Linked DNA regions of Mus musculus: all the other regions are linked to region 1. A link is a loop called in an ENCODE intact Hi-C map of the cell type or tissue named here. Cell type or tissue: heart. All regions are shown on one strand.

Region 1 (4,000 bases):
AATCAGCCTACAAAGAATTACTGTAGACTGCGCAAACTCCTCAGACCTGGGGGGAATGTTCTGTATTTACACCACTGGGAAAACGTCAGTGTGATTTCTCTATCTCTACAGCTAGTAAGAAATATGGCAAGAAAACAGCTTTCAAAGCATTAGTTATATTTCGCTAGAAGCTAGAACTTCTAAGTCCAGACATAACTTACTGAGACAGTGTATGATTTAAGTTTTACTAAATACTTCAAACTTGAATATATTTTGTTCACAAGCTTTCAAATAGCTTTGATCAAATGTTAAAATACCCTGCTTTATTTTGTCCTTTTAATGTTTTAAGAAAATTATTGCAAGTCTGAAAAAAAAAAACCAAAAAACTACTAACTACTAACTTGTTGGGCAAGACCTATATAGCATTATGTCACTAAAGTACAATCAACAGTATGTAATATTACCTGACAGAACAGTCATGTTTTTTAACAGTTCCTGAATTTTCAAGGCCACCAGTAGCTTAGCAAAAATGCACAAAAATATAACAGGTTTCTCAACTTGCATTTTACAAAGATTAATCTTGATTTCTATGCCATTAATTACTTTTTAAACATTTGAAATAAGTTGTATGAAATCACCCAGGAAAAGGGGTCACTTGGCAAAAATCTAACACTAACATAAAGATCTGTCACCCAGAATCAGAAAAATTCATAGTAAGCTTAAGTAAACACAGCACAAAAATATACTTAAAATTGTAACGGGTCTGTGTTCAACCCTGATTTTTTTTTTTTTTTTTGAGGAGGGGGATATAAAAGCTAAAGTTTCAAACAGAAATAAGGGGGGAAATTCCAATGACAAGATTTTCAGGCCAAAGAGAAGGAATTTGAAGATATTATTCAAATCTCATTTCATTACATTATAAAGGTCTTGGCAACCGTCGGCCATTAATCTTTAACACAAAGGAGATTCAAATCCAAATGAACTGAAAGACTATCTCGGGAGGGAGGAAGAAACGGAGGAATTTACTTCATCCACAATTGTTTAACCTAAAAGGGAGGCCTTTAAGGATGAGTACGCAAAATGCATCAGCCTTCAGTCTACGAGGTCCTATTTCTCACTAAGTCTTGCACCAATCCAAAAGCGGGAGGTTATGGACACAAAACAACCTTAGGAAAGGCTTGGGGTGGGTGGTCGCCAATGAGTGACACACCACATCATGGTTTATTCTCCTACACAACTGGAGAGACAAAAATTAAAAAACATCACACCATATGTTTCACCGTATCAATCAAAAAGCATTTCACCACGGTACATCCAAGACTTTCCTTTGGGGCTGAAAAATAAATAAATAATTGTATTGATTACAGAGGAAGGGAAACGCGGCCGCTTCTGCTGCAATGCAACACAGGCTGCTACGAACCGGAGAGAAGGGCTTTCCAAACAAAACCCTCCCCCGCCCGGGCTTACAAACCTCAACCAACTTATCCCAGCCTCACACTGTCCCCCGCCAGAGGAAACCTAGTAAATGCTCTCCCTTCCCCCACCATCGAGAAATGTTCACCTTTCCCCGCTCCTCCGCTTTACCCCTACCAGAGGCACTTTATTCCCCGCAGAGATTTCAAACCTTCCAAACTTTCCTCCCCACCCCCCTTTTAATTAAACACTAGAGCTTTGTACTAAAAGTGCAGAGAATTTTTACAGATGTACGGAAAATACCTGTTTCTCGGCAACGAGCACGCTACGACTACCGAGCCCCTCCCCATCTCCTGGGTTTCGTTAACCCAGGCTGGGGGAGGGAGGGAGGGAGCTGGCATATTGAATTGAGGAAGGGAAATCCTGGGTAAAAGAAGAGCATCGGAGGGGGACACCGGGAGGAGCCCCCTCCCCCAAATCAGAGCGGCTGGGCAGGGCAGCTGGACCGGAGAAACCCGAAGGGACAAAAGGGAGCGAGAAAGAGCCGGGAGAGCCGAGCCGGCGCCGCGGGCCGGGGCAGGCGGGTCCGCGCAGAGCGGTCGCGGCGCCGCGGCACAATGGCTGGCGGCCCGCGCGCCCCTCACCTCATGGTGCCGGCGGCGCCGAGGCTTCCCCGGCGCGGGAGCCGCCGAGCGGAGGGTCTCTTCTCAGGCGGGGAGGCGGACGCCGCGGGGACGCGCGAGCAGAGGCGGCTCCGGCTCCGGCGGCCGGGCTACACCATCTCCGCGCGCAGAGGCGAGGCGCCGGCCCGCCGAGCGCGAGCGACCACGGGCTGGGGACGGGGCACGGGGCCGAGGCGCCGAGCGGGTCCCCGGCGGCCGCCGCCTCCTCCGCCTGCGTCGCCGCCTCCTCCCCGCCGAGCCTCGTCCGCCGCTTCAGACGGGAGCCGCCGGGGCCGCGCGCCCGTCCGTCCGTCCGTCCGTCCGCCCGCCCGCCGCTCCAGAGGCCGCTCCGAGCGCGCCGCCGTCACCGCCGCCGCCGAGGCCGTGAGGAACCGGCAGCTGCTGCAGCCGCGGGAGGAGAGCCGGGCTCGCCGCGGGGCGCCGGGGGCGGGGCGGCGGAGGAGCACGCAGGCGCCGCCCTCCTCCCGCCGCCCCCGCCGCTCCCGCTTCGCCCGCTCCCCTCCCCCTCCCTCCCGGGGCGAGGGGCGTTGCGCACGAGGGGGCTGCGGGGCGGCGGCCGAGGCGAGGCGGCGGTGCGGCCACGGCCCTTTGTTGCCGCCCACCCGGCTCCGCGCCCCCCGCGGTCGGAGGGGGGCTCGGCGCCCGCTCTGCCCTTGACCGCGCTCTCCTGCCGCGGCCTTCCCGCAGCCCGGAGGCTGAGGTGAGGAGCGAACCGCGGTGGGGGGGTTGGGGGGGGCGTGACGAGCCGGGCGCGATCGCGGAGAGGACCAGGGCGCGCGGGCCGGCATCCCCCTCTGCGCGTCCCCGCCGCGATGTGATTCCCTCCCACCCACCCCCACCCGTGGGATGTAGGCGGGATGTAGGAGAGTTCCGAACACGCAAAACGTGGCCATCGTCGTCCCCCGGATTCCCGAGGACCCCCGAGCGTGCTGGACCTGGGGATCCGGCCGACGCGCGCACAGTACTGGGATGACTGCACAAACACACGCGCGCATAAACGCGCACACACACACACACACAGCTAACGCATCGGTGTCGGGAAACGCGGTGGCCCGAGGCACGCGGAACCCTGTGCAGCCGCGAGAGACGCAGCCCGTGGAACCCTTTCTGTCGTCACCAGCTGAAAGGGAATCCCGGCCGGGGGCGGGGAGGGATGGAAACTGAGGATAATTTTAAATGCTCTGTCTTTCACCTAGTCTGGAGCTCACCTCCTTGAGAAGGTAGATAGAAAATACTAACGCAGCGAATGGTTTAGTCAGATGGTGCAGGAGGCCTCTGAGAAGCCCGAATTTGGGGCGGGGGGTGTAGAATGAAAAACAGCAAATCCAATGATCTAATAAAATTTTTTAAAAACTGAGAGCCCGCTTTCGTGCGCAGTATACAGATGCCTAGACTAGGTTAGAAAGGGTTTTTGCAGCTACCCGATTTCTATTACATCCAAAATGGAGGACCTAGCAATACTGCAGGAATCCATTCAAAAGTTTGATGTTCCATATAAAATGAGCTGCGGTTCTAAAGATACTTATGAAAGCTGGCATTCTGGGCACTTTCAAATGACAAGCTAACGTATCCTATCCATCCTTGGTCAATGCCTGAATTGTCTGGAGAACAGTTTAACCTGTTTTAACTATGAAAAGCCTCCTGGTTTCAGAGCTCAACAAAGGCGGTTTGCTTTTTGGAAGGAAGCCCTGCAAGAAGCAGTGACCTAGAGCTGTGGCACAGGACCAGGGTGGCCTCGGGTAGTAAAAAGCACGGTGCCTCTGCTCTAAACATGGTGTACTTGAAGAACACTAATTTCCACCCACATAGCTAATTACAGCTTGCCATCACAGAGCATTTTATTCAAGGATCTCCAAGGACTGAAGAGAAAACAGCCCTGTCAGCCAAATGTCCTTGTTGCCCATATTACGAGAAGAGACAGAAAT
Region 2 (4,000 bases), 98 kb before region 1:
GTCTTCTGACGTGGATCCAGAGAAAATTCCAGATGCGGGGAGGGGAGGGGCAGGAGGTGGGGGAGGAGGGGGAGGAGCTTGATTAGGAAGAGGGGGTGGTGGAGGGGGTGGAGGAGGAGGACCAGTGGATGGCAGTGGAGGTGGTGGAGGGGGTCCTGGGGGAGGAGGAAGTGCTGAGGCGTAGGCAGGGCCTGATGGGAGAGGGGGTGGTGGCGGAGGTGCAGGTGGTCCCAAGACAAGGCCTGAGAGGAAGGAAAGTTAACACAGTCATTAACAACACAGCTAAATCACTGTGGGTTACACGGGCAGATATACAGAATGCCATGCTCAAGTAAGTGACTCAGACACTGCACTGAACAAAATGATCTATCATAATACTTAATACATAATACTTGTTTTTAACTAAGGATATTAGAATTGAAAGCCAAGGTGCACATACAACCATTTAATATTCAACTTTTTCTAATAAAACTAATGAGCTCCGCCCCCCCCAGGGATTTGAAGACAAATGTTTATACAAATTTAGAAAATTATGCGCACATACACGCATGCACACACACACAGAGAGAGAGAGAGAGACATGCAGTTAGTACTGCCTGAGATAACAGACCCAAGATAATCCTAAGCCTTTGACCTATGATGACAAACATATCTGACTACAGACAGACAAGATGAAGACCTTGGAGAAATGGGTCTTAGGTTTTAGTATCTTAAAATGATTCTACATGTAGTCTGAGATAGGCATTACTGAAGAAATATAATAAACTAATATGAGGTAAAACCTCAAACTAACTGAGAATTAAGAAGTTAAATATGCCCGGCGTGGTGGAGCATGCCTTTGATCCCAGCACTCAGGAGGCAGAGGCAGGCGATTTCTGAGTTCGAGGCCAGCCTGGTCTACAAAGTGAGTTCCAGGACAGCCAGGGTTATACAGAGAAACCCTGTCTCGAAAAAACCAAAAAGAATTTAAATATAAAGTGATTTTAGGCTTTGAGGTAGAAATATAGGAAGTACTTTTAAATATTGTTAAAAACAAACAAACATACAAACAAAAAAACCACAGAGTAAAGAATTTACTTAAAATTGAAAACACCAAATTAGTAAGTATTTACTTAAGCCTTAACAGGGCTAATTTTCTTTCTGTAAAGCTAGTGAGTTGCACACTTGGGGAGTAGCTGTCACTTCGGAGGTTTCACCAGGGAATACACACAGAGCAACAGAGGGCTGACGGTGAGCTCTTCCATCCTTCGGACTGAGCTCCGAGCACCAGTAGGCTTTAGCCTGGCAGGGCCTCTTGCTCAGATGTCAATCAGAGAGATACTAAATTACACATGATAAATTTCTTTTCACCTTTTACAAAAATCTAGTAAGACAGCATCAAAAAAATCTACTTTTAACAAAAGAGGTATGTCTAAATCCAGATTATTACATTGTTTGTATAAGCACACTTCCTCTCTACATCCTATACTTATAAAGAGGAACAAAGGCAGGGTTCCATGCACCTTCTTATGTACAGAACCGCGTCCATCTTTATGTCCACAGGCTGCACTTAATGTTACATGGCCCTTCCCTGCTGCCCTGCATCACGGTCCGTGTCTACAGGAAACCTTCAAGGACCTTCTGTTTGCCTGTATAGCAACACTTGCAATAGAACCCTCTGGGGGATACACCAAGCCTGCCAACCCTCTGCTTCTGCAAAGGGCCTGAGGCTACCTACCCTAAAGGTCTAATACAGAGAGCTCAATACAGGAGAAGTGGAAATGAAAAAGGGATCTTAGGGCAGGAGTGCTCCAGGGAAAACTCAGGGATGATTTATCTATTAAACAGATCTCCATGTCTCTAGGAAAATATCTCATATTTACCCCAGGGAAGATGAAACAGTCAAGTGCTCCTAGTGAAGTTTAAGATGAATGTAGAAGTACTAGGATCCCTAAATATTAGAAAACACCTATAATACAGTACTTACTGCAAACGATCTAAAACCTAAGTTTAATATGGACATCTCCCATACTAAATTCCAACTAAGGCCCAGGATTTAAAAAAACAAAATCCTTCATTTTAATGTTCTAAATAATAATAATAATAATAATAATAATAATAATGATAATGATAATGATAATGATAATAATAATAATACAACCCCAAATAGCACTTTGGCATAGAGACGCTCAATCATGAAATCCATAGGACCCAGCCACTCTTCTAGGCAGGCAAAGTTGCTCTGCACTCCTCAGAATGACCAGTAGTCAGCAGCAGAAGTGAAGCCTTACCCTGTGGGGTTGGCGACTCGGCCGGCTGAGAGGCTGCCTGCAAGCCTGGCTCGGAAGCAGAGGAGTCTCCCAGCTCAGGATTTAGAGGGGTCTCCGCAGAGGCAGGGGCAGCTGCAGAGGGAGAAGGGAGAACACTGGGCTTGGATGAGGGAGTTGAGGCAAGAGGGGTGCCTGGAGGAGGAGAAGCCTGTGATCCACAGTGTGAGAGTGAGGCGAGGGGAGGCAGCGGCGGCGGTGGCAGCGGCGGTGGTGGTGGCGGCGGCGGTGGCGGTGGCGGTGGCGGCGGAGGTGGCGCTGCTGGCCCTGAGGTAGGCGGTGGAGACACTGGGTATGTTACAGAGTCTAGCGACCCATTGGGTGCTGTTGGTGACGGAGGCATTTGGGGCACAGGAGAGGAGACACAAACGGGAAGGACAGGCCGTGGGCCAGTAGCTTTGCCAGGGGGGCTGCTAATCATTATTGGAGGAGATGGAGGGAGGGGCGAGAAATTGGAAGTAGGCCAGGCACAGGACTTCGCAGCTGGAGGCTGAGAAGAGGGTGTGTTCACAGGAGAAGAAGGTCGAGAGTTTTTGTTGAGAGGACGAGGAACTGTAGCGTAATGGGGAAGAACAGGGTGGAAGGCTGAACCTAGAGATGTTGCAAAACGTGTCGCTGCGTGTCTCAGTGGTGGTGTAGGGGGTGTGGAAGTAGGTGGCAAAGCAGTCACTACAGCGTAATCAGGAGTGGCGTCTGACACCGGAGCTGAGATGACTTTAGCATATGATGGAGGAGGTGCCGAAGGCGGCTGGCAACTGGAATACTCAGGAAGTGGAGCACTAGACAGGGAGCTGTCTGAAGATGGAGCTGGACATAAGGTGGAAAGCAGCGGCAAAGACAGGATAAAAAAGGAGAGAGAAAAAGGGAGCCAGTGAAGCCCGAGACCAGCATCAGACAAAACGCACAAACGTGGATGACAGTTAGCACCAGGGGATTAGGCAAATAACTGTCTCCACTGGAGAAAACTTAACTTGTAAGCACATTTCGAAACCCAAAAGAGGATGAAATAAGTTCTTTTAAATATGTGGATTAATAATTTATCCTCTACAAGGATAGTAACAGTCTTAATGTTTATTACTTAGTCCACTAAAAACTGCATCAAAATTATTATAAACAGCAGAATAAACCGAGTTGTGGTTTCAAACCTGGCGAAATGTTTACTACGATGGGAAAGGAATGCCCAACTCAGTGTCTTATTTTTGGACATCTCTACCTTCTTAGCCATAACTCCAGACAATTATGCAGTTAAGAACAATAAATTAACCAATACTGAACCGGCATTGGCCTCTCATATAGCTCAAGATTAAAATTCTTTGATAAATATTAACCATCTTAAATGTTTATACTATATCATAATCCTCTATGACACTATAAATTCCATCAGACTGTGATTTTCTTCATCATACCAGAAAATGTTTAAATAACCGGTTATTTTTGAGAATATTTTTAATCTATTTTAATTTTTCCTTCAGAAATCTAACTATAACCAAGCTAACTTCTTGTTGTACGTAGCATAATACATACAGTATGTGATAATTTTAAGCAATGGCACAAGGGAAATATCTTCCAAGATCATTATAAATTTTTTTTTGCATAAAAACATTCACACTTTATAGCTGAATTTTAGGGCGTTAAGAAAAATTAAAACGACAGACTAAAAATTCCCAAGGGCTTCCTTTTAGTTTCTAAGCAAT
Region 3 (4,000 bases), 96 kb after region 1:
CAAGGCTGAGTGGGGAAACTGACACAGGACCCTGCCCAACATCATCTCACCCCCTTATCTTCTCCGTCTGCTCCTCCACAGTCACGGAGCACCTAGTGGCCAGAGACCTCAACCCTTCTCTGTATTTTCTGCATGCTGCAGCCCCATAATCCATGCTGCTAAGTATGCCGCTAGGCGAGTCCCATATCCCATGTCGCATGCCGCATGCACCACGGCTTGAAGCGGGCGGGTGGAAGATCTTCCTCAGCACAGCTCCAGCCCGCACTGCCCTCTCCAAGGCCTCTTCACCAGAGGGTTATTCTAGGCATGTGAGGTCATCATGGTATTCCCAGGACCCCCACCCCGCCCCCACCCACTAGTGACACCTGTTGCTCTGTGTCCTTGCTCACCCCTGCTTGGATCAGAAAGCCTGATTGACCATTTCATACGACGTACATTGTCCTTCCCTCTAAATTCCAGCTCCTTGGCACAGCCTGTACAAAAGGACTCAGAAGAAACATTACTACGGTCACACTCTTCGATGCTGGTCCCCTTCTCGAAACCTAAGAAAGCTCTTGCAACCAGGAGGATGCTGGGGAGGGGTCCCCTGACCTTTTGGACTGGATGACCAATGAGCTGACAGCTGTGTGCAATCAGGACTCCACAGTCCCCGTTCTCTAGGCCACCCAGAGGGTTTCCACAGCTGAGCGGAGCCTGCTGCTGAGTGGAGATGTCATCTGATTCATTAATTAAAGCGAACACTGTTCATCCAGTGCTCTGGGGCATGGTTTAAAAAAAGAACCCAGAACATTTACCATTTGATAGAAATAGCATTCGTCAGCGGGAGAGGTAACTGAAGTTTTACTCTTAGCCCCTTCATTCCAAGAGTACCCCCACCCTGTCCCGGTTCCCACCTTCCTTACCATGCTGCTTTGTTGACGAGGGAATCCCTGCCAGAGTTTGCTAATTGGGTTAATGGAGTGACTATGTAATTGTTCCCTCTCCCACAGCCCAGCCCACCCCACTGGCTGCTTTCCGACTACCTGCCTCTCACCACTTTCAGGATAGTTAATTTGCAACAACAACTTCCATTGTCGTCCACATCTGGGACTTTGGGGTTTTAAGTGATGCTCCCTAAGGCAGAGGACAGAAATGCGGCTATTTTGGTTTGTGTGGCCTACAATGGAGCCATTCTGTGGAGTTTCTGAGCAGTGCGGGGCTACCCAGGGAGAGGGGAAATTGGAGCCCGGCTCTGATGGGACCTGGGCCAGGGAAGAAGAGGGAGGAACAGGGGGAGGTCACCGACTGGGTCAAATCCCGACCTTTTCTTCCAGCTACTGGGATTTGAATTTCATTTTAATAAGATGCAGATGAAACCTACGGGCTGAGCCTCGGGAATCTCAGTGCTTTGCCTTCGACCTCTGGTCTCCAGCACCGGCAGCTTGTACCAAAGGAGGTGGCCCTAAGGGTGGCTTTGCTGGTGTCCGAGGTTCAGTCAGGGCACTCTTTGTGCTCAACACCCTTGGGAAAGCACCAACACCTATATCCCTCTCCCCTCCCAAACAAGACAAACCCAAACACCCCAAGGCTTTTCTCCTGTTGTTTTTGGGGTGTGTTTGTTCTGTTTGAAATCTGTTTCACTTAATGGATTATTAGTGGTTCAAATCACAAAAACATCAGCATCCTTGAGGCAGGGCACAGGAGAGCTGGAGGCCACCTCCAGGACCTCAGAGGTGCACCGGGTGTCTTAGAGGTGGGGCTGAGTCGACTCCCAGGCTGCGTCCCAGCACCTGGGCTTGGATGCCCGGCAGGCTCTTGCACTGCCTGCCCTTGTTGCCCTGCCCCAGTCCCAATACGATCTTGAGGCAGCAGGACAGGGATTCTGAGCGATGGACCTGGCTGACAGGATAGTTCAGGAATAGAGCAATTACCTACTCATGTACTAGAAAATAAAAATAAGTAAAATCATGGTAGGTATCCTAGCACTCAGAGGGCAGAGACAGGAGGATTGCCACAAGTTTCAAAACTTGTCCCAAAAAGACAAAACTAAACAATCAAACAAAACCCAAAAACCTAAACATACAAATAGCCCACCACTACCACCACCACCACAACAAAAAAACAACCAATAAAGACAGAAATTCCAGGGACTATTGAATTTGGGCCATTGGAGATTAGCCTTGGTGGCGTCCCAGAGCACACACTTCTCCCAACCCTTTGGACATATTTTGAGTATACACTGATAGGTTAGGTTGTCTTGTCCTGACTGAGTTACCTGGTCAGGCAGGGGCCGGAAGACTTCTGTGGAACCCTGAGTGTTGTGTGCCCCCTTGTGGAAGGGCTCCATCAGTGCACATTTCCATTTCCAGGTAAATTTGACCGACCTCCTCACCTACCTGTGCTCTCTTATTAGCGTGTAAACATCTCGTGTGCTTCTCTGGACTCTCTGAAGCTCATCCACTTGGTTGGCAGACCCAGGAAGAGGCACCCAGGAGCTCAATAAGTAACACTGGATTGGAAATTCCTGGCCAAGCTTTTCTGGTGAAAAGAAGTGTCAGGATTGTTTGGGTGTCTAAGAAGGTAAAGTGTGGAGACAGCACAGCATCTGAATGTCTGTGTCCCCAAAGGTTCCCGGGAAGCACTCAAGACTGATCTCCAAGGACCCACACTCAATAGTCCCTGGGTTTTAAGCAAATGGCAGACACCTTCCAGCTAAGCTGAGTTCCTGCAGCTTGGAGTCTGGTCTCCTCAGGAAGGGCTGATTCTGAGCCAGTACTTGGCTTGGATCTACTGCACAGCACTGCCCTCCGCTGGTCTGAGCCCTTCTGCTGGGAGGGCCTCCTCAGGTTTCCCTCCCTCCTTCCTTGGGGCAAGAGTGTTCTGGATAAACAGGATTTTTTAGTTGGCTTCTCTTAGCAGGTGTGTTTTACCCAGCCTGTCTTGCTTTGGGTCCATGAAACCTGGGAAGGTAGAAGAACAAAGTCTTCCTTGATGCTGCTGGCACATAGTGGGTTCTATAAATATTTATTTCGGGAGAATAAACATAGCCACACATGTTTGGCATGCCAGCTGCACTTGGGACACTCGGGACTATTGTGATGCCCATTAGAGGAGGAATTCATTTAAGGACCCACACCTGTTCTTAGTTCAGAACAGCTGCTGCCCTGTGTGTAGAAGCCAAACCAAGGAAAACAGAGGGGGACAAAAGTTCAAGCAGGAGAAGCGCGCTCAGAAATAGTCATTCCATTCAAAACACTATTGGAGGGTTTTTTTCTCTTCCTTTTGCAGTGAAACTCAGGATCTCACGCATAGTGGCCAGGTGCCCTGCCAACAACACTTTACAGAGCAGAGTCCCTTCCTTTTCTCGCTTACCAGCTACTGTCCCCATTAGTTACTGTCCCCGTTGCTGAGATAAAATAGCGTGACAAAAGCCACTTAAGGAAGGAAGGAAGGAAGGAAGGAAGGAAGGAAGGAAGGAAGGAAGGAAGGAAGGAAGGACTTTGGTTGGCTCACAGTGTCAGCCCCATCATGGCCAGCAAGACAATGAATGAGGCAGAGTCTGAGGCGGCTGGTCAGATCATGTCCACAGTCAGAAAGCAGGAAATAATGAGTGTGTCCTGCTCACTTTGTTGTTGTTGTTTGCTTGTTTTGAGTCAGAGTGCCTCTCTCTATATATTCCTGGCTGTCCTAGAACTCACTATGTAGACCATGCTGTCCTCAGAATCACAGAGATCTGTCTGCCTCTGTCTCTTTGGTGCTGGGATTAAATGCATGAAATGTATGTGCCATCACACCTGGCTCACTTTATCCTTTTTATACAGTCTGGGAGTCCAGCCTAGAGAATGGAGCTGCTCACAATACTTCCACCTCAGTTAACCTCATCAATATAATCTCCCACAGGCCTCCTCATGGCCTGTCTCCCAAGTGATTATAGATCCACCAGGTTGACAAGTGAGAATAATCATCTTACTGGCCACTGAAACTTTTGGGTAAAAGATATAGAACCAGGGGCTGGAGAGAC
Region 4 (4,000 bases), 87 kb before region 1:
AGCTGTGAATTTTGTCTAGGCAATGTTGGCCCTACAAAGGGAGGAAACATTACAGATGAATATTACTATTCTACTAAGCTGGGTGGAGGAAATTAAACCATGAGAACAACATAAAACCATCACATATTAAAAAAAATGCATCTTCTTTTCATCTAGCAAAATAAAATATAAGCTTACATAACACACAGCAAATGAAAGACTGCAACATAATGCTGTCATCATCTCCAGAAGGCTTACTTCAAACAAATGGAAACACCAACAATAAAGGGAAAATAAACATTTATATATGAAGAGCTTGGTGAAACAAGTGTTCAATGAGCATCTGAATAGGCGCCCGAGCGAGCCTGACAGTTTCCGAGACAATGAGACATTTTGTTTGGGGTAATTATTCATGAGGTGGAGAGGAAAAACTTAAATGAAAGATCAGAATTTAAAAACTCACCTAAATAGAACACTGGAAATGAAAAACAGGAGAGAGAGAGTGTGAGAACCGCATACTAGACGGAAGTATGCTAATGCAGTTATCAAACCTGCCCACCTGAGCTGCCATTCCTGTTTAATGACCTGGCATTTCCAGGACTGGTGAAACAAACATTTGCTAAACTCTATAGTATTAACCTACTTAGCTGAATTTGTAATGTTCTAGGTCATCTTAACAACTTTTCATTTGGGGTAAGAAAGGCAGAGGGTTGGGGAGACCCTGTGTTTACACAAACACGGAACTGTCATGAGAAACCACTGACCATCCAGCCACTCCCAGCATCCATAGATAACGCAGACCCATTTTTATTATCTTAGACTGTCACTAAATTATGGGAAATCTTATTGTCACAGGATATAAAAATTAAGTGAGATCCTTGTTGCACCTAGTATAATATACAATGAGATGAACAATCTAAGGTTAAGCTAGAACGACCTTGAAATCTTCAAGAGTAAAAGCAAGAAAGTAAAGACAGTTTCTTTCCACCGTCTGAGAAGTGTCACTTGACTTCTCAGAGTTGTGTAGAGCACTACTATAAAAAGTAAGTGAGTCAGTGCCGTGTGTGTACTACATACAACATGCTGCTGTGCTGCGTGAGGGCCTGAGACTCAGTGCCGTGTGTACTACATACAACATGCTGCTGTGCTGCGTGAGGGCCTGACACTCAGTGCCGTGTGTACTACATACAACAAGCTGCTATGCTGCGTGAGGGCCCTGAGACTCAGTGCCGTGTGTACTACATACAACATGCTGCTGTGCTGCGTGAGGGCCTGACACTCAGTGCCGTGTGTACTACATACAACATGCTGCTGTGCTGTGTGAGGGCCTGAGACTCAGTGCCGTGTGTGTACTACAACATGCTGCTGTGCTGTGTGAGGGCCTGACACTCAGTGCCGTGTGTACTACAACATGCTGCTGTGCTGCGTGAGGACCATGGAAGCGGCTATTTCCCCTCGTGGAGCAGACCCACAGCCGGAAGCGAAGGTTCATCAGGATGTAAGACAGCACTGGCCCCTCCCAGTATGGAAAAGCAGGAAAATGATCTGAACTTACCTACTAAACTTCATCTCTTTACATGATTTTAGATTAGTCATTTAATTTGCCCTCTAATGACAAATTAGATGACAACTGCAGCAATGTATTTCATTAGATATAAGCCTGATACTTTGAGAACCAAATAAAGAAAATATAAAATCAACCCCATGTAATTAACAAGAAAAACCAAAAACACGTTTTAAAAGCAAACACACATATAAATGTTTACATAAATGAAAATATGTTGTCTAATAGAATGTTTAGAAAATTAACACAATGATGTTTTGAAAAACACTGCCATATTGGGCTGTACATTAATGTTTCCTATTTTATAGAGAAAAGATCCTTTTAGAAAAAAGTAGAGAGACACTGAGCTGGGAGGACAAATTTAAGAACATATAAAATTGGGAGGAGTATAATTTATATATCTATGCTTATAGTTATTTTATTTTAAAACTATAAAGTAAAAGAATTTGGTAAAACCAACTTAAAAGATCATTATGGCTCAGTTTAAAAATTATGTCTGAGTGTTTAAATGAAAACTTTGGCCAGTATAATGAAACAGCTGGAAATCGGGAGTCTAATTGTCATGCTCACATCTAGAGAAGGCATCGTATCTCAACCATCCTATCAATGAATTAAGCCTATACTTTTAGCTGAAATTTATATATTCAAGTCAAATATATTAAAATTTCAATTTAATCTTATTGATCTTACTAAACAATTTTGTTTGTTTGAATCTAGCTCTGGGCCCAGCATGGTAGTGTATGCCAGCATCTGGGAGGCACCCACAGGAGAATTTTGAGGTTAGGGTCACCGTGGGTTAAATATACTCTCAACAGAACAAAACTTCCAAAAAGCCCCTAAGAATCCTGATGTGACTCATAAAACAAACTTAATGTGGAAATTCACTACAGTGCACTCCTACCACATAAAAAGGAAAACTTCAAGGAATCCTTTAAGATGAGGATTTTAATCTAAGAATTAACTCCTGTAATTCTTTACTACATAGCTGTATGATAACAAGCCATCTGTTTATCCGGGCATTCTTAAAATCCCTCTTTGGCATTCTGTGACATCTACATTTAATCTGCTTGTTTTGTTTTCCTTCTTCACCAATATTGCCAAGTTGTAAAAATCCAGCATCCTGAAATATATATGCAATTATGCATAATTATAGAATACTATAATTATTAGATAAAAATTCTGGGTAAATTATAAACTAAAGGTACACAATTACATATTCCTTTTCATCAAACATTTTAAAGGGATATAAAATTAGTGAGCTGTATCAAAGGTGTTACAAAACAACAAAAAGCAGAGACTACGGTTAGCCAAGGTCATCAGTTGCTCTATTTTCTGATATGTATACTATTTTTTCAAATGGGCCATATTCCAAACTGAGTATCTGTCTTCTCATAAAATACAAAATAGATACTTTCACAACCATCTCAATGGGTAAATAGCATTTTATCAGTTATCGTTGTGAAGAAGAAAAAAGGGGGGTGGGGGTGGGGGGAGAAACAACCAAGGTGCAGAAATGGGGGATTCTGCTCTATCTAGCCCTCTGCCTGAGGGTCTGCCTGATAACCAGGCCTATGGCTAGTCCTAATATGCCCAGGCTAGGCAAAGGAAAGTTTGTGAATTACTGTTCCTAATAAAGACAGAGTAGCAATGTTGCGGATATGCATTCTATAAATGATAGAAATCTGATATGAACTTCTCTCCAATAAGAATGGCACTTCAGTCTTGCCTTCAATTCTGAGTTTTGGCCAAAGCGCATTTCACTTACTCTCCTCATTTTAATTCTCACAAGTCTAGGTAACAATTAGCCACAGACTAAAAACAGGACTAAAGGACAAGTAGGTGCTGTTATATACAATACAGCTAAACTTAAATTTAGCAATCAGATGGAAGACTGTATATAAATAAAAGGCCATTATAAAGGAAATCTGTGTTTTAAACCTGTTATTTTATGTTTTAAAAACTCCCCTTTGTTAATACGGTCAAATTCCTTTTTCCCCTTTAAAACTGGGTAAGCTATCATTCTACACGTGGATCTCAACCCGAAAAGCACGAAGTTACAGTATCAAGTGCATTTCCAAAATGAGCTGAAGAGAGGTATAACATCACACAAATATCAATGATTGCTCCTAGAGGCCCAGGAGAAGCCCGGGGTAAGACCAGACCAGAGATAACATTACTGATGTTAAGCCATCTGCAGTACTAAGCTGGAGTCTGGGGGCGAGGAGCAGAGATTTACAACTCGCCATAAAATAGGTGCTCACTGCTGTAACCACCAGCTAGAGCAGATCCAAAGGAAACTTACATGACCAGGAGATAAATTAGAATTTCCTCTTTTTTTTCCCTTATTATAACATGCTTATCTAATCCAAGCATAGAAACTTAAAAGCCAGAAACCATATCAACAATACTAAGAAGTCACACTAAAAATTCCGAGTTACATAGAAAAAGTACATACAC
Region 5 (4,000 bases), 92 kb before region 1:
CATTTAATGAGGAAACTCAACTGAGGTTTGTATTAAAATTTTAGGCCTTTAAGTGCTAGGGATATGGCTCAGTGGTGAGCACTGGATGCTTGTGTGATGGTATGTGCCTGGTCTTATTGCAGCTAGTTATGTGGTTTGCCTGATGTCCTTGGGAGGCCAGCTCTTTTCTGATGAGAATTAGGGAATGGCTCTTGGGGAGATGGGAGGTAGGAAGGAGAACTAGGGAGGGAGGGAGGGAGAGAGGGAGGGAGGGAGGGAGGGAGAATGAAACTACAGTTAGGTTATACTATACCCTGAGATACCACACACACACACACACACACACACACACACACACACACACACACACACACACACAGAGCTATAGGAAAAAAATCAATGTCAGGGCGACACTAACATTAGATAATCACTGTCCACAGCTGAGCTACATGGTACTCTGACTGCACTGCATTCCTTTCTAATTGCTGGGCATTAAAAGACAAACAAAAACAAAAACAAAAAACCAGTAACTTTTACACGTGTTTCTCAAAGCATCATAATGCTTTAACACAAGCATAAGTAACTTTTGGTAGTCACCATAGGTGAGATAGGTATGGCTGAGTCTGGAAGCAGTCCTGAAATAATGACCCTTATAACTAGAATGTACTGACTTAAGAAGAGTTTTGCACATGCCAATATAATCTTAAAGGCTTCCAGCCAATAAAAGATAGAATGTGTACTAAGGAAAAGAGCAGGGCGCCAAAGAATATTTCCAAGTTTGCCGATAGATAACTCAAGTATGCAGTTGATACACTTAAGAGACTGATGTTTGAATAAAGCAGTGAATACTTTTAGCCAGGTCATTGAAAAGATGTCTATGTATATGGGAATGAAAACACCATCAAGAAATTTTCTGACTTACAAATTTGTGGTGGCATGAATAATTCCTACTTAAATTGAAAGGCTTACAAATCTGACCATAACATTTTAAGCTATAATGTGAGACATTTCCAAATCTTTTTAAGGAGTCTCCAAAATTATAAACGATGCTTTCCTTAGAGTCATCACTACCAGCTTGCATACAGAAAATGCAAGAAACCCTTCTTCTAGAGGTTGGTTACATCTGTCTGCTGGCTGCCAAGTAGTAAAACCATCTCCAGATTTTATTAACACACGTGTCTGAATTCCGAGCTGTGAGAAAATTCCAAGATGCTTGTTTTTTTTAAGTTAGATGTAACATTTTCAATCATTTGAATGTTCTTCAGAGAAAACAATTAACATACCTTTTCCAGAAACAAACATAAGTGAATACTATTATGGCCACTAAAGTATTTTAAATATATTAAGTAAAAACATAAAAGATATATATATCTATCTATCATTGAGGTATTTTCCCCCAAAACATCAGTCCCTAAAAGTAAACAAATGAAAACAAAAAACAAAAACCCAAAACCCACTACCATCACAACAACAAAATACTGGCCCACAACAAAATCAATATACATACAAATACATGTTTAGTTTATGTTTTTATGAAGACATAGTCTTGTGAGACATGCAAAATATAAATAAAATGTCAAGATATATTTTATTCACCTTTACCTAGGACAGTTTTTGGGTAAATATAAATTTCAATTTCATAAAATGAAGTGGGAGAACAAATCAGAAAAAAAAAAAGCATTCTGGTTGCTAACACTAAATAATGCTGATATGTCAAAATGTAAAAATTTGTATTTTTTTTAGTTAACTTTTCTGAGACAGGGTCTCACTATGAAGCCCCAGCTGGCTTTGAACTCACACAGACTCAACAGTTTCTGTCTCCCAAGTGCTGGGATTAAAGGTGTGTACTACTACAGCTGGTGTAGATACACACTTTTCATTGTCCTGTGTGGGCATTTCACCGCTCTACTAAAAAAAAAAAAAAAGAAGATAGTTGAAATTGAATATCACAAAACTCCTAAGACAAGAGCCAATACTTACAGCAGAATGCGATCGACTCTTGGTCCATCCTGCCTCTGGAGGATAATGGGAGTGCTGTACACTTTCATTACTCCAGGTCCTTAGTTCTGTGCTATAAAGGGGTTCTTATTCCCCTTTATAACTTGCAGGTAGTAGTGATGATTTGAAAGCTATTTTTAGATGTTAACTAAACTATCTTCTGTGTTGAGATGAATGTAGGACTGACTCATGTTTCTTAGAATATATTTTCCCATCACAGCCAAGGAAGCCAAATATTAATAATGAGTAGGAACCAGAAACTGACTTGATGAATCACACACACACACACACACACAGAAAATTGTATTATGATATAATAAAAGTATTAGGTCAACAAAGTAATATTTAAAATATCCAACAACTTTATGTTGACTACAACGTATAAAAGCCATACCTAGTTTTTAAAAGGGGATTATTATAGAGCATCTTAATAATGCTCACTACTCCTGATTTCTTCCTACAGAAGCAACTAAGTTTTAACATTCTTGAATTTATCTCAAGGTTCTGAACAGCAATTTCTTTACAAATATCTATACCCGACTTCTCATATTTAGATGTAACTCTTTTCCTACTTGATAAATTATTTAATTCCCACTATCTGGGTGGTCAGCAATTGAACCTGGGGCCTCCATGAGCTCTATCCCTGCGTTATACTCTAGCTCCTTACCTACTCTGGCTACCTCCCAATTTTTCTTTCTCCTTTCCCCTGCAGTATTGACACAGCATTTCATTCCCTGCCCATCCATCAGCTACTTTCCAAGGAAACTAACTTCCTATTTGTATCCTGAACACTAATACTTTCCTTGGCTTTCCCCACGTCAACCCTATGTATGCACCAATGCGCCACTCCAAGCTCTCCAGCAGAACTGCACACAACCCTCTTCATGTGGTTAAACGTGTCAAATGCTCAGGTTCCCCACCCACTCCTGTTTCCTCGTGAGAAACCAATCAGGAGCCCACGGGCTTCCTGACTCAGGCAAGCAGGCTGTTCCCAAGCTAGGCACAAACTTCTTTCTTTCAAGTTCAATTCCACTTTTCTTGGACCACAACAATGTTATACAGCTCTTGATTTCTTCCCTCATTTTAAGAGAACATTTAATAGCTTCTATGAAGCTGCTTAGAAAAGGAAACTAGATTTCAAAATAAACAGATACTACAGGCCCTGGCCCACACTAAGTAAGTACAAATATGTACTTATGTTTAAATACAAAATGTAAATGAGATATCAAAATACATTTCATTTTGCCTTGAATCTGGAATCCTCATCTTTGGCATCTAAGTGTTGACATTATAGTTCTGTGCCACTGTCCCTGGCTGAGAAGACAGTTTAAATTGGCCTTCCTCACAGCACATACCAGTATGAACAACGGGTAAGTACAAAAAAAAAAAAAAAAAAAAAAAAAGACCTTGGAGATGTAAATTCAATTTTCACTAGAAGAAGATTTACTCTAATGCCTCCCATATACGGCCATTAAGCACTAGAAATGTGGTTACTTAAAGAAGTATTTTTGAGTATAAAATAAACACTAAATTTTGGTAAGAAAAGCAGGATGTAAACTTTGCTAACATTTTTTTTTCCTAATTTAAATTTTATTTTATTTGCATTGGTGTTCTGCCTCCATGTATGTCTGTATTAGGGTGTCATATCCACTGGAACTTGAATTATAGCTAGTTGTAAACTGACATGTGGGTACTGAGATTTAAACCCAGGTCTTCTGGAAGAACAATCTGTGCTTTTAACTACTGAGCCATCTCTCCAGCCCCCTATTTTTTTTTCAAGACAGGGTTTCTTTATGTCCCAGAACTTATTCTGTAGACCAGGCTGGCCTTGAACTCAAGAGATCTGCCTGCCTCTGCCTCCTGAGTGCTGAGATTAAAGGCTTTTAAGATCACTGCCCAGGGCAAACTGTAATTCTAAAAAAGAACTATTTATTTTTATTTTATGTGTATGGATGGGTGTTTTGCCTGCATGTACGTCTGTGTATCACATATGTACAGGGCCTACAAGGAGCATAAAAGAGCA
Region 6 (4,000 bases), 130 kb before region 1:
AAACAAGCAAACAAACAAAAAAAACCCCAAACCAAACCAAAACAACAACAACATCAAAATAACAACAACAAAAACAGCAAAGCAAACAATAAGTAGAAGACTATTTCTCTCCCTGAGCCCAGCAATCAGCACACAGCAGATCACTAGATACCCAGGCCTCCTAAGATCAAAGAGAGGATCCTAGCTCCAGCAAAAGATTATCTGGCAGGCTAGGAAGAAGTTTACTTAGCGGAGGTGGAGGATACTTTGATATGCCATTCTCAAGACCCAGGCTGGGCATCAGGAACTCTGGGCACAGGAGCAGAGAGGCTTTGCTGAATGCCCTTGGGTGACCTTGAACTTCTGATCTTCCTGCCTCCACTTCCCGAGTGCTAGGATTAAAGGTGTGTTCCACCATGTCCTGTCTTCTTGAGGTTTGGGATCAAACTCAGAGTTTCTAACATGCTAGGGACACACTCTATGAGCGGAAATGTATATACCCAGCTTGGTTTTTTTTTTTTTTTTTGGCAGACTGTCCATTGTGTCCTGGCCTCAAAACAAAGACAAGGCCAGAGCAGAGCGCACTGTTGTGTGGACTCCACTCAGGCCCATAGTAGGCTGACAGGGAGGTGATGCATGTCCAGGTTAACCCTGAGCAAGCAGGGTGCTTGGAGGGCAAAAATGTCACCATCACATCTGTCCTGCCACTAAGTGGCAAGGTGGACCCCAGAGCCAGAGGAAGTAGGACAAATGTCTCCTGCCTCCTGCTGCAGCCCTGTCCTAAGTCTGAGGCCACTGTTTGCTGCTGAATTTCTCTAGTGTCCAGGAGAGTGAGCGAAGAGGGACAGTGTCAGAAGGGACTGAGAGCTCTTGGGTAAGTGACATGTTGGACCCAAGGCAGAGAGCTAGAGGCCCAGGGCTGACATTGGCACCTAGGGAAGTCAGTGGCTCTTCTGCCAGCTCACTTTCACTGTGAGCTTTGCCTGGGAGTCCACCCAAGTTGCACGTAACTCCTAAGCACAGATGCCTCCACTCAAGCCATCTGTAGCCATGAGCCACAAGAGCTGAGACTACACATGAGCCACCTTGTCAACTGGGGATACAGGGCCCCTCAGTCCTCCCCTGTTACTGGGAGAGCCAGTCTAGAGGACATGGAGATGGCCTTCGCCCTCAGAGCCCACCGTGTTAGGCCATTGCTAGCTGGTGGACCCAAAGGCCTTAAGCAGTGGGCTATGAGATGGTCTCTAGGCCCAGTCCCACCATGGGCCTATCAGAGGGGAGACACCTGTCCAGGTGCAAAGATAATGAATGCTTGGTCCTCTGGCTTCCTTTGGTGAGCCTAGACTTTTGGGTAAAGCTCTGTGTGAATGCTGTAGGCTGACTCCTGCAGTTCAGCATATTCCACTACGTGGAACATGCTAGGAAGAAACAAAAACACCTACTCAGCTAGTGACTGAAGCCTCCATTCTGATTGGTTCCCCTGATGGCTACCATGGGTATAGAGGATGGCAGATCCACACTTCAGTTCTGCAGTGCCTTCAACACACTGCTCTGTCTCCCTGGTCTTCATTTTTGTGGCTCACTAATGCTCAGGATCTGCCCTTGGCTGTCTTCGGCTCTCAGATGTCTGTTTCTACCTCCCAGGGTATCTTCCTGCTTTCTATCTCCGGTGTTCCTCTCCCCGTGCTCAATGGCTAGCCATGCTCCTAGCCCTGAGACCTCTCTTCTACCCCAAACTGCAGGCATGTACAAAGAAAGGGCTCCTGCTTTGACCCTACCTGCCGCTTCGCTCACAGCACGCACTTCACATTTCCAGCATAATCTTGACCAGTAAAACATCTGACTGTAGAAGTTGGCCGGCCTGTAGGGCCCATCTAGAATCTGGACACTCCGGGGCTCCCCTCACCACAGCGACAACAGTGTATGGAGTCTTCCTTCATAGTCTCTGCATACTTTCTCCAGCTTTAAAGTCTCATTTTTTCCTTAGCAAATCCTCGGGTTTGGAGCCCGTGTCCACCCATCAACATGCATGGCTGTGCGCTGTGCCCAAGTGTGAGAAGAGAAGGAACAGACATTAGCCAGCAGAGGGCGCTGCCTAACAGCCAGGAGACGCGCTGCCTAGAGCTACCGCTGGGAGGCGCCCGAGCACTGCAGCTTGGATAGCCCCGGCCAGCTGGGTGACACTCTTAGAGACAATGAGAGGGACAAGCAGAGGAACACTGGTTTCTCCCCCATCACTTTTGATGCCTGCCTAGGTCTATCCTGGCATTGTGTCTTGACTTTCAAGCTAGCCTGGCCTAATCGCAGGCCCAGACCCAACATCTGCTCTCAGTGCAGCTCACCAGGCACCGAAAAGCCAGAACTGATGTGGAAGGTGGGAATGACTTCCTGGGGTGCTGAGCAAACAGGATCTCTGCTTTCCTCCAGAGATGAGATGGGGACAAGGCTCATTCTGGTCAGAAGGAGGCAGAAGAAAATGGTCACATTGTAGCTCCCTCCTCTCCCGGGAGGAAGGCTCAGCATTTAATCCAGCTGTAGGTACTGAAAAAAACGTCTTTCAAAGGAGCTCCCAAGGGGCTGGTGAGATGGCTCAGTGGGTAAGAGCACCCGGCTGCTCTTCCGAAGGTCTGAAGTTCAAATCCCAGCAACCACATGGTGGCTTACAACCATCTGTAACAAGATCTGACGCCCTCTGAAGACAGCTACAGTGTACTTACATATAATAAATAAATCTAAAAAAAAAAAAAAAAAAAAAAAAAGGAGCTCCCAAGGTCCTTGGAAGCTCGGGGGAAGATCACATACCTATGATGGTCAATTTTGAGAGTCAAATTGACTGGATTGTGGCGTGTCCTGATCATTTGGGCAAGTGTTATTCTGGGTGTGTCCCTGGGGCTGAAGTGCCATGTCAAAGTGGCTGTGAGAGAACAGAACTTGGCCCCAAGTCTCACCACAAGGGACTGGCCCTTTCTCAGTTGCCCCACGCCCTTCGGGAGCACTTCCGGGAATGCGCTGCACCTCTAATCACAGGTGCCTCTATAAAATCTTCACTTTTTCCTGCTTCCCACTCTCTCTTTAGGGATTCCTACAGGAACCCTTTGCCTAGGCATGGCCTAAACAATGGTACTTTGGTTTTAAGTGCCGAGGAGGAAGGTGGTTGCAAGCAGGTCTGGTAAAGTCAAGCGTCAAGTCTGCTGGCTCAGTCTAACTTTCCTCTCCTGTTGCAAAGTGGATGCAGTGGCTCTGAGAATTAAATACATGTCATCAAGAAAGAGAACTGAAGACTGAGTGAGGTTTGGGCAAAGCGCTTTTCCACATTGATCTTCCTCTTATGTTGGAGGAAAAAGTCTTTGCTGAACGTTTCCAAAACATGTCCCATTTCATCTCACTGTCCAGAAAGAGCCACGAGGACCCCTCAGAACAAATCTGGATCTACATTCTTGAGATCAAAGGGATTCAGCTGAGACCTGAGCAAGTCAGGATCATAGCAGCGGAGGAAGGGGCGGAGGTGAGGAGGGAACACATTGTTCAGGCATCTTATGGTCTCTGTCTCCTCCAGCTGCTGGCCCCAGGATGATGGGCAAGTGAGGAACTCAGACTTCCACCTGGGCCTCCCGGAGCCTCAAAAAGCTTTCAGCAGACAGGGATGTTTTGGTCATACAGTGCTCTGGCTACTGTAAGAGGAGGGCAGTAAACTGGGTGGGGTGGGGTGGGGTGGGGTGTTGGGTGTGTGTGTGAGGTGACTGGACGGGGTGGGCTCATCATGAGGACCCTTTAGAGGCAGAGCCATAGCTTGCTTATCTCTGGACAGGTGAAGCAAACCCAAGAGATGCTGAGAAATGGAGTCTAGGGTGACAGTGGAAAAGGATGGGAAGGTGGCAGGGCCACACTGAACTTGAGGCACCTTGGGTATATGCAATCTTGTGTTGGCATGTCTCAAGGAGGAGAGAGGAGGGGCTTGAACTTGGGCCTGCAGTCTGGGGGGGGGGCTTCACAGGATATAAGTCTGTGGGTACAGGTGCAG
Region 7 (4,000 bases), 70 kb after region 1:
GTCTATCTGTAGCCAGAGGGTCACTTGTCCACAGATGAGCGGAGCAAGTGAACTGGTCTCCCCCATTCCTTCTCGGGCTTGACCCAGGGCTGGTGGAAGAAAGATGACTCCTATGTTGGAAGACAATCTATGCCTTAATTTCATGTGATTTTAACTGTGAACTATGTTAGATCCCCATATGTGGTTATTATTTTGGATTAATATTCCAAATAGTGATCTCTCTTTGTCACAAAGACAAGGGCCGGGGAAGATCATGTGAGCACGAATCTTCTTTCAGGGTCAGTCAGACTGAGCTGCCGGGTGCAGACTCATTCAGAGAGGCCCAACTGAGATCTGAAGGACTTCCAGAGTGTTTCCTCATGCTTGACTTCTTAGTGTTGGGGAATGTAGCTCAGTGATACAGCACTTGCCTGGCATGTCTGACACCCTGGGTCCCATCCCCAGGACCAAACAACACAACAATACACTACTTCCTCTTGCTGTTCCTCCTCCTCCTCTTCCTCCTCCCCCTCCTCTTCCTCCTCTCCTCCTTCTCTTCCTCCTCCTCTTCCTCCTCCTTTTCCTCCTTTTTTTTCGAGACAGGGTTTCTCTGTGTAGCCCTGGCTGTCCGGCAACTTGCTCTGTAGACCAGGCTGTCCTTGAACTCAAGAGATCCGCCTGCCTCTGCCTCCTGGGTGCTGGGATTAAAGGCCACCACTGCCTGGCTTGGTGTTTCCTCTTTTAAAAAGCTGTATAACAGGAAGCGGGGAGGATAAGAGGCAGCGGAGTTCTCCTTTAAATGAACTCTATCCCCGGCCTCAGTATATAAAACAACAAAGGGTTGAGCTGCTTCCAGAGAGCAGGGATGGGAATCTGGGAGTTTGACCTCCTTCTTTCTCTTGGCCTCTGGGAAGCCATCCATCCTGGGTTCCAGAAATATGCCATCATCCCGATCATAATTTCCCAATCTCTGAGGGAAATTCTGTCATCTGGTGCTTTCGATGACTGTGTTCAAATGTTACAAAAGATCTGGCAGAGTCCCAACGGCAGAGTCAAGCATTTGGGCTTGGAAGCCACCGGGTGTAATATTAAGGTGTCTAAGTGGCCACCAGCTCTATTCTAGGGGTTCCTAGCCTCTCATCTGAGTCCCCCGGTAGGCAGGAGAAGGCCATAAGAAGAACAGAAAGCATGACACACTCACCTCTGAGGTCAGGTGGCGTGTCAGCTTTACTTTCCGAGCTGACTCAGGGCGCCTCCCACCAAGCTGCTGGCTTGCTGAGGCCTGTCCTGAAAGCTGACTTAGTAGATGGTTGTGTCTACACAGAGGTTTTTGCCCAGCAGCTAAAGAACATGTAACAGATGCCTGCATGCAAATCCCAGAAGGCACCAGATCAGCTAGCTTCCTTTCCTGAACACCCCAGGAGAGCCAGACCCACAGGTGGTCTTCAGACTGGGACATTTGAGTTATTCCAGATAACTGACCCCCCTCCTTGGGTATATCTCAAAAGGAGAGAGAAAAGGCCTAGCTTCAGGACACAGAGGGGCCATAATGAAGAGAACTGAGCTGTGCTCTCAAGAATCGGATAAAGCTCCTTCCTGGGACAAGGAAGCTATGGGGTCAGGCCTGAGGGCTGGGGTTATTTCAGGTGTCTGTTTCACCAACTGAGAGGCCACAACCTGTCTTCTTAGTTTCCCTCTGCAATCAAGCCTACCCGGTTCACCATGTTCTCTGTGCAGTGCGAGAGCCAGTCACTAAACACTGCTCTCTACAAACTGGCCCATCTCGGAGGGTCACGTGACAAGAATGCTTCTCTCGGTAACAGGACAGATTGTCACGCTGCTGTGATCAAAGGCCTTGGTCCCCAGGTCTTGGGCAGCAGGGCCCTGGCTCGGGCACTGAGCTATAATTATCTGGAAGCTGGCCAGGCCTCCTCCGTGAAGAGCCTGGGCCTGGGATCATCTGGAAAAACTCAACACATTCCACACTGTCCCAAGAGGGAGCCCAGGGGAAGCCTGGTGAAGCTTCTGTCTTAGACTTTGGAGCTGGGCTATCTGTACCTACGTCCTAGGTCCTATGAAGATGGAACAATGCTCAGAACCACTCCTCCTGGAGTCTTTGCCAAGAGCTACTGTGCGGAAAGGTCCGGAACAACTGTGTCACGCGTAGATGAGGCACAGTGACTGCCTAGACCAGGGCTTTGTTTCCAGTTTAAGTCCCGACCTCCTCCTCCTCCCTCAAATCCATGGGGTCATATACTCTGCCACAGTTTGAATACGGAGGATACACAAGGCCAGTTCGCTGTTTCCCTACACACCCCAAGTCCCCTGTCCAGAGCTCTGCATTGTGACACAGATCCTGGAAAAAGTCTAAACAGCCTCCTTGAGGACTGGCTGGCACCAGGATCTTTCAAGATTCGGTTGAACAGTTTCAGTCCACCCGTGGTCCTAAGCTGGAGGAAACAAGGTCATGTTGCCTAGCATAAGGGTCTGCACTTCCCTGGTGACTGTTCGGTGACTTATCTGTAAGCAGGAGAGGCCCTTGCAGGCCCTCGGGGAGAGCAGGCTGGTGAGACGATCTGCATGGAACTTAAGGGCTGTGATTTCTAACTTTTGCTATTTGGCCACGTGTTCTTGAGCCAGCTCCTTCTGCCTTTGTAAAACCGAGATGTGACTGTTTTCAGAAGAGACAGTAATGAAAACGATTGCCGAGTGCCTCTTTAAATAGAGCAGACATAGGCCACATAAATGCTTTAGGTAATGGAATTCAGTCCTTCTTCCTCCTTAGCCTGAGCCGCAGAATCAATAATGTTTTTCCAAGTGCAGTGTTCCCAGGACAAAATGTGAATCAGCTCCCCGAGCCAGGCCTGCAGCCTTCCGATGGGGAGTGGCCTGGGTCCTCTGGGGCCCCGGCTGTCTCTGCCTAGGGCTGGCATGGGACAGTAAGTGCCCATCCCTGCCTGGGACACCATCCAAGATGCCAGGGTGGCAGATTTCTCTAATGTCAGAAGAGGTTTTGTTCAGGGGTCCAGTGTGCACAATGGGAGCTGCTATCTGTCTTCATTTTGTTTTCTCTAGTGAGGACGAATTGTGCTGAGTCTCCGAGGTAAGCGCTGTCTCCTGCTGTAGCTACTGTAATCCTCTAAGCCACCCACTTTGGAGGCAGCTGTGATTACCATTCCTATTTTACCTAAGGAAAAGGAAATAGACCCAGGGAGAGTTAAACAAGTCAGCGAGGCAGGAGAAAACAAAGGCCAGGCCCCTGCCACGCCCCCACCCCTCCTTATCGCACTTGGCCTACATTTACAGACTTCCAATGGAACAGAAGAGCGACCTGCAGTGTGGGAAGGCACTAACCAGGGAATGCAAGGCAGTTGGGGTTCCCACAACTACAGGAAAAATGCTGCAGTGTGGCTATGGGGGCCTCTCAGCCTTGGCAAGGGGGAAGGGGAGGGTAAGGGTGGACGGAGTGGGGTGTCTCTCTTCTCTCACCTGGCTCTAAAAACTGGCACACAAACCTGCAGGTCACCTGAGAGGGTTCTGAGCCTACAGGGACTCATCAGAAGTGCAGGGCATCCAGGCTGCCAGGGCCCCCAAGGCACTGCATGACCCTGACCACGGTCATGGTCGAAACCCTCGATCATGTTCAGCACCATGCACCATACACCAAAAGTTCAGCACCATCCTGGTACAAAGCGCCCGGCCCTGTGACAGATGCCTGCTCGCTAACTGTCGTACTTTGTCTAGGCTGAAGTCTATCTGGTCCCGTCTTGTGAATACAAATGAGAAATGGAGGAAGGGAGGGGACCTTCCCATAACTTCTTGTCACTCTCCATGGAGAAGAATGCTTTGGCCACTATCCCTGCATCCAGGGAATCTGAGAGGAAGAAGAGCAAAGAGGGTAGCCTGTACAGATCTGTTGATTTTTAACTTAGAAAACACACAAGTGTGTTCTTGTATATGTGTGTCTGTGTCTGTGTGCCAATGTGTGTGTGTGGTGTGTGTAGATGTGTGTGTGTGTGTG

What was found. Peaks named below come from ENCODE experiments on the same cell type or tissue, not always from the same donor. Only the 100,000 strongest peaks of a DNase experiment are listed, where the experiment ranks them.
Region 2: it touches region 1 in a loop (1.9-fold over the local background); 9 of 42 quality-filtered maps call a loop at or near these places.
Region 3: it touches region 1 in a loop (4-fold over the local background); 20 of 42 quality-filtered maps call a loop at or near these places.
Region 4: a loop joins it to region 1, with 2.1 times the contacts of the local background. A loop is called at or near these places in 9 of 42 quality-filtered maps.
Region 5: a loop joins it to region 1, with 1.9 times the contacts of the local background. A loop is called at or near these places in 9 of 42 quality-filtered maps.
Region 6: a loop joins it to region 1, with 2.2 times the contacts of the local background. A loop is called at or near these places in 9 of 42 quality-filtered maps.
Region 7: it touches region 1 in a loop (2.4-fold over the local background); 13 of 42 quality-filtered maps call a loop at or near these places.

The regions. Positions count from the first base shown.
Region 1 is chr1:182,017,494-182,021,493 of GRCm38, forward strand. It overlaps Enah (ENAH actin regulator), which reads right to left and starts at 2,487. Exons shown (of 15, transcript NM_010135.3): 1 at 2,037-2,487. The coding sequence starts at 2,041. In heart, no CTCF peak of the experiment used is centred here; a DNase peak (open chromatin) is centred at 2,448; H3K4me3 peaks cover 3,696 bases; H3K27ac peaks cover 3,112 bases.
Region 2 is chr1:181,919,388-181,923,387 of GRCm38, forward strand. Enah (ENAH actin regulator) reads right to left here. Exons shown (of 15, transcript NM_010135.3): 7 at 2,271-3,113; 8 at 1-242. Among named protein-coding and RNA genes, the nearest start is that of Gm33669, 43 kb to the left of the region's middle. In heart, a CTCF peak has its summit at 2,247; DNase peaks (open chromatin) are centred at 2,324 and 2,674; H3K4me3 peaks cover 1,076 bases; H3K27ac peaks cover 474 bases.
Region 3 is chr1:182,113,111-182,117,110 of GRCm38, forward strand. It overlaps Gm39719 (a long non-coding RNA gene), which reads left to right. Exons shown (of 4, transcript XR_865804.2): 4 at 460-531. It overlaps Gm33725 (a long non-coding RNA gene), which reads right to left. Exons shown (of 3, transcript XR_373761.4): 2 at 2,376-2,517. Among named protein-coding and RNA genes, the nearest start is that of Srp9, 9.6 kb to the right of the region's middle. In heart, CTCF peaks have their summits at 2,308 (motif pointing left) and 2,511; no DNase peak of the experiment used is centred here; H3K27ac peaks cover 610 bases.
Region 4 is chr1:181,930,732-181,934,731 of GRCm38, forward strand. It overlaps Enah (ENAH actin regulator), which reads right to left. Exons shown (of 15, transcript NM_010135.3): 5 at 1-31. Among named protein-coding and RNA genes, the nearest start is that of Gm33669, 54 kb to the left of the region's middle. In heart, no CTCF peak of the experiment used is centred here; no DNase peak of the experiment used is centred here.
Region 5 is chr1:181,925,712-181,929,711 of GRCm38, forward strand. All of the region lies in intron 5 of Enah (ENAH actin regulator), which reads right to left. Among named protein-coding and RNA genes, the nearest start is that of Gm33669, 49 kb to the left of the region's middle. In heart, no CTCF peak of the experiment used is centred here; no DNase peak of the experiment used is centred here.
Region 6 is chr1:181,886,899-181,890,898 of GRCm38, forward strand. No RefSeq gene overlaps it. Among named protein-coding and RNA genes, the nearest start is that of Gm33669, 10 kb to the left of the region's middle. In heart, no CTCF peak of the experiment used is centred here; a DNase peak (open chromatin) is centred at 2,093.
Region 7 is chr1:182,087,210-182,091,209 of GRCm38, forward strand. No RefSeq gene overlaps it. Among named protein-coding and RNA genes, the nearest start is that of Gm39719, 7.1 kb to the right of the region's middle. In heart, no CTCF peak of the experiment used is centred here; DNase peaks (open chromatin) are centred at 972, 1,922, 2,892 and 3,252; H3K4me3 peaks cover 312 bases; H3K27ac peaks cover 3,952 bases.